Linked DNA regions of Mus musculus: region 2 is linked to region 1. A link is a loop called in an ENCODE intact Hi-C map of the cell type or tissue named here. Cell type or tissue: left cerebral cortex. All regions are shown on one strand.

The links. Hi-C counts contacts between places; a loop is a spot of excess contacts. Peaks named below come from ENCODE experiments on the same cell type or tissue, not always from the same donor. Only the 100,000 strongest peaks of a DNase experiment are listed, where the experiment ranks them.
Region 2: a loop joins it to region 1, with 2.5 times the contacts of the local background. A loop is called at or near these places in 9 of 42 quality-filtered maps.

Annotation. Positions count from the first base shown.
Region 1 is chr7:99,499,083-99,501,582 of GRCm38, reverse strand. Gm39056 (a long non-coding RNA gene) reads right to left here and starts at 1,119. Exons shown (of 4, transcript XR_869821.1): 1 at 1,033-1,119; 2 at 283-344. In left cerebral cortex, a CTCF peak has its summit at 1,208 (motif pointing left); a DNase peak (open chromatin) is centred at 1,172.
Region 2 is chr7:99,875,049-99,877,548 of GRCm38, reverse strand. It overlaps Xrra1 (X-ray radiation resistance associated 1), which reads right to left. Exons shown (of 19, transcript NM_001164258.1): 5 at 2,323-2,394; 6 at 1,259-1,331. It overlaps Gm38405 (a long non-coding RNA gene), which reads left to right. Exons shown (of 6, transcript XR_003946657.1): 5 at 1,950-2,443. Among named protein-coding and RNA genes, the nearest start is that of Xrra1, 17 kb to the right of the region's middle. In left cerebral cortex, a CTCF peak has its summit at 986 (motif pointing right); DNase peaks (open chromatin) are centred at 995 and 1,403.

The sequences.
Region 1 (2,500 bases):
TTCCCCTATATTTTCTAAGAACCTGTTTTTAAATACATCTATATTTGCAAGTGCTTAAGTATACAAGCAATAAATGCCTGTGTTTGTGTAGTGTAACTAATAAGTGAGGTTTTAAAAGTTAAAGAGCATGGAAATGAGAGACCAAAGCCAATATTCTAGCACTCCCATTTCTGTTGAATATAGTCTGGCCCATCACTCAGACTCCCAGAGATCCACCCACCTGTGCCTCCCAAGTACTGTGATAAGAAGGCTTGTACCACTATGCCCAGTTGTTATATTTACCTCAGTATCTTCTGGGGAGACTCTTGGAATCCTCACAAGACCCCTCTCCACAGCAAAAACACCTAATAGATTAGATTAAATTAACTACCCATACACACAAAAAATCCTATAAATACAAAATACACGTTGGATTTCAGTATTAATACTAAAAAATGTTAATAACAATGCAAGATGACTAAAACTTTATATTAATAACAGTTTAGAAATATGGGATTAAACTAAAATATTAAAATTCTTTTCTTTTTCTTACTTTTGTTGAAAGGGACTTTTTAAAGGAGAATAGAAATAAGAAAGACCTGACTGCTCTTAGGTATAGTCGAGGAGAATGTTTACTGTAGATAAAGGGAGAACTAGCAGAGGCAGAGGCAAGGACATCTGGGAGAGTCCAGAGTGAGCAAGACCCTGAGGAGAGGGGAGGAGCCGCTGACTGAGAGGGTCAGCCTCGTCCAAGAGATTGGTCAAGAGACTGGCATAGCTAAAATATCTGAGTTATGGGGTCCAGAGGAGCTGGGGCAGGAGAAGTTCTGTTAGGGGCGGGGTGTGCTAGCCAAGAGGGCCTTGTAACAGGTAGAGATCGAGGGGAGCTGGGAGAACCTGGCAGCCAGCTTTGATATGTTGATGAACACCACAATTAGCCATTTATTCAGGGTTTGAGACCTAATAAAAAGAGTACTAGAAAACTTGAAAATAAACCAACATTTTATTTAGGAAAAAAAAAAAAGGAAAAAGCAGGAAAGCTAAATTACATACGTTGCTCACATTGTGTTCCTATTGGATAGTTCTTGCTCACTTCCCACCTCCGGGCTCCAGGCCTTCCTTCCTCTGCATTCACAGCTGTGGCTCCAAAGAGACAGCCTCAGCCAGGCTTTTAAGCCTGTTTTCTCCTGCTTTCAGGACAGCGCTGAGGCTTCTGCCCTGTGTTCTGCTGCCCCCAAGCGGCTGCTCTTCTACGCAACCCTCCAATGACAGCTACCCTTAGTAGTGGGGTTGTATCTAATTCTTGAAACACTTTTGAGGTCCCAAACCAAGGATCCTAACTCTTTCCAATCCTTTGATTTTGCTGGATTCGGAGTGTGGAGATGAGACGGTCTTTCCCGCCTGCCATCTCAGCACGTCCGAGGTGGAAGTAAGAAACTGAGGCGTTCAAAGACATCCTCTGCTACACCAAGAGTTTGAAGCCAAAACAGAACAAAAATCCAGTCTACAAAAGGAACCTCGGTTATTTCTTGGTCCCTATTGACTGTCCTTTTGCTTATTGCTAGCATGATTAAAATGCATACACTTTTTTTTGGTCTCTCACTACAGATGGTTGTGAGCTACCAGCTAGGATTTGAACTCATGACAGAACAGTCAGTGCTCTTAACCGCTGAGCCATCTCACCAGCCCTGCATGCACCTTTTAATTGTGGCTACTTGTTGGTGGAAAGTTATTGTTTACATCTGAGAAAGATGCAACTCACCCCTTGATGTTAAAAAATGCCTGAATTTATGGAGCTAGAACTTGTGTCCTAGAAGGTAATTTTCTGTTATTGGCAATGTTATGTTATTACTGTGTTATGTTCATAGCATGGCAACAGGCTTGATCTCACCACGAAGTCATAATGGAGGTTGTATATGAGAATTATATAGTGTGCCTCATTCTTTTTGCCAGATCAAGCCTTCATCCTCACAGGTTAGTGCTCTACCACTGAGTTACATCCACGGCTCTTAGCATTATAGAATGTCTACCACACATTTAGCACAGGGCCCAGTACATTGCAAACTCCTGGTAACTGTAGCCACTAATGTGTGAAACTGTTACTTGAGTAGGCATGATTTGAGGGTGTTCTTTGTTGCATGCTAGGACTCTATGTCAGAAGCATCATGTCAGTCAACAAAGGGAGTGGAAATGAACTACATTTCAATCTGACAGTAGACTGGGAAAATGCCCAGCTGCTTGGGATCTTTCTGGAATTTTGCCAGTCCTGGGTGAACTCAGCCAACCAGGGCAATGGGAGCAGATGGGAGAGGTCATGGATCAACTCTACAGGGACCTCTGAGTTTCCAAGAATACATGAAGATATCCCAGGGCTGCGTGGAACTATAGATGAGCTGACATAAAATGGGCAGCTCTTTAAGGAAAATGGATCTGTATATTTTAAGTAGATTATGGTCAGTATCAAATTCCAATAGCATTCCTATTTCTGTGAATACAGGGTATTTAAAAGAGTGTCTAACTG
Region 2 (2,500 bases), 380 kb before region 1:
TCTTTCATACTTGCCAATATTTGATGGACATAAAACTGTGTACTGGTGTTATAGGTGGCTGTGAGTGACCCCCATGTTTTTGTCCTTAATGAAGCTGGGCATTTATCAGGCCTTTTGGCCTGTTTATACCAAGGCATTCCTAGCAGAATACACTTTCTTCTAAGGCAAGGATCTTATTAGATGCTTTGATGGACGCTATCCTCCAACTCATTGAAACAAACTCATTGACACACCCCTTCTAGAACTGTCTCTGGGTATCCCCAGCCTCATCCCTGCCCCTGTGATTCCCATCTCTTCCCAGATCACTCTCTCAATCCCCTTCACTCCCCATCTCAAGCTTCATTCCCCTCCCATGGAAAACCCCTCCTCTCTGAGATTCCCTGGTTAAAAGCCTTCCACGCCTCTTCTGTCTAGAGGACTAAGCTCAACTCTCAAAGCCCTTGATAATCAAGCCCTTGCCAGTGCATCTAGCCTCAGTTTTTCTCCCCATGTATGCCTTGTATACAATCTTCCCAACAAGGCAGTATCATTCCACAGCTGCCCTTCAATCCAAAGCACCGATTCCTGAGTCAATTTCTTGTGTGTGTGTGTGTGTGTGTGTGCGCGCGCGCGCACGCGCACATGCAGGTGTCAGAGGACAGTTTTTCAGGAGATGGTTCCCTTCTTCTATCATGTGAGTCTCAGGGATCAAATTCAAGTCACCAAGCTTGGCAGCAGGTGCTTGCAGCCACTCGACCATCTTGCTGGCCCAGTGTATTTATCTTTTGATCCAGTCTCAGGCACTCTTTCCTAGGTTTCCTGACTCACTGGACTGGGTTAAAGTCCCTCTGGGATGCACACCTGGTGTCTCCTGATTTCCCTGTACCAGTACTTATATGTACCCTGCTTTTGATCTGAGTCTGAAACCATCTCTCCTACTAACCATAAGCTCTCCAAAGCAGCAACTGGGCGCCTTTCTCGATAAAGGCCACACAGTCCTGGCACCAGCAGGGGGCACTGTAGATCTGCTGAATTAAGGCTTTCTCTCTCACTGGAGTTTGCAAGGTGGCCTGCCAGGCTGCAGGAGAGGATTATCTGTGTTTGTGGAGAGGAGCTTCAGCTGACAGGGAAACCTTGGTGAGTGACACTTCAGCACCAGAGTCGAGATCTGTGCTCTCTCCAGAGCCATGAGAGTCCAACCTCAGATGGACAGACAGACAGACAGACAGACATATCCTTTGTGGGCCAGGAGGACAGTTTCTAAGAAGAGAAAGCTCACCTAGAGGTAGCAGGTTTTCAGAGGCATTGATATAAATCACAGACGTAAAATGTTTGAAGTCCTTTTCCTTTGCCTGTCAGAAAGCATGCCAGAGAAACACAGGATTAGTTCCCTGCCCGGGAGCCTGCAGAAAAACCAGAGCAGCTGCTAAGAGGACAGATGCCTAAAAGGGACTGAGAGACATTCTTAGTGCAAGAGCAGCCACGTGGGGAGGGCTATGGGGACTTCTCTGTTTTCTTCTACCCTGAAATACTTCAAACATATTGAAACACACGCTGAGTGATACTTTGAAGATGTAGCCACCGTGACCCAGTTTTAAAGACCTGAGTCTGAACTGTCTAAACTTGAAAGAAACTATTAGAAGACATATGGCCTCTATTACCACACCCTCCACAGGTCTCCTCAAACCCTACGCCTTATCCCTGCTCTTAGTTTTTGTGTATATAACATATACACCAATGTTTATGCCCACCAATTATACATAGGGTTATTTACATGCTTTAAGACTTTATATTCATACTATGGTACGAATGTGTCTTTATGCTTGAGAGTATGGCTTTGAGATTTGCATGAGATGTGTATAGCTCTTTGGAGATTAAACTGTGTTGATACACATAGGTCTAATTTGTCCATTTGAATTCCTTGCTTGAGTAAATGACAAGTTATCCTCTTCTGCTGTGTACACATTTAGACTGGCTCAAAACTTCCATCGTTGTAAACAAGGTGCTACACACCTTCGGGCACATCCTTCCTCCGCGTAAGAGTTTCTGTATCCCTACCGTACGGTGAGCTCATGTGATGGGAACTCCACACAAGGAGTTAGTCTCAACCCGTGCCCTCGTCTCAAGAACAGATTCTTCAGGTGAATTTTTCTCATTCACAGAATACCAAATTCATAGCAAGGTTTGTGTATGAATAGTTTCCGCCTGTGTCTGCCCATCTCTTCTCCCTCTTTCTATAAGACTAACTTCTAGTTCCCAGGAACTGTGGAGGTGCCATACACAAAGCAAATCGTCCAGGTCCCCTGACATCTGGCTCAGTCACGTCTTTGATGCTGGCCTCACCTTGGAGAACTTCATGCCGCTCACGTTGATAGTGCAAAGATCTGATGGCTTCCTGGCAGAGTGGTGCTTCAGCTGGAACACAGGACACAAGAGTTGGTCCCCGCGGTCCCAACAGAATGGAGTAAGTGGAGTTATTTCTGTTGAGTGTTTTCTCCCTGGGCACTCTCATGGACTTGCT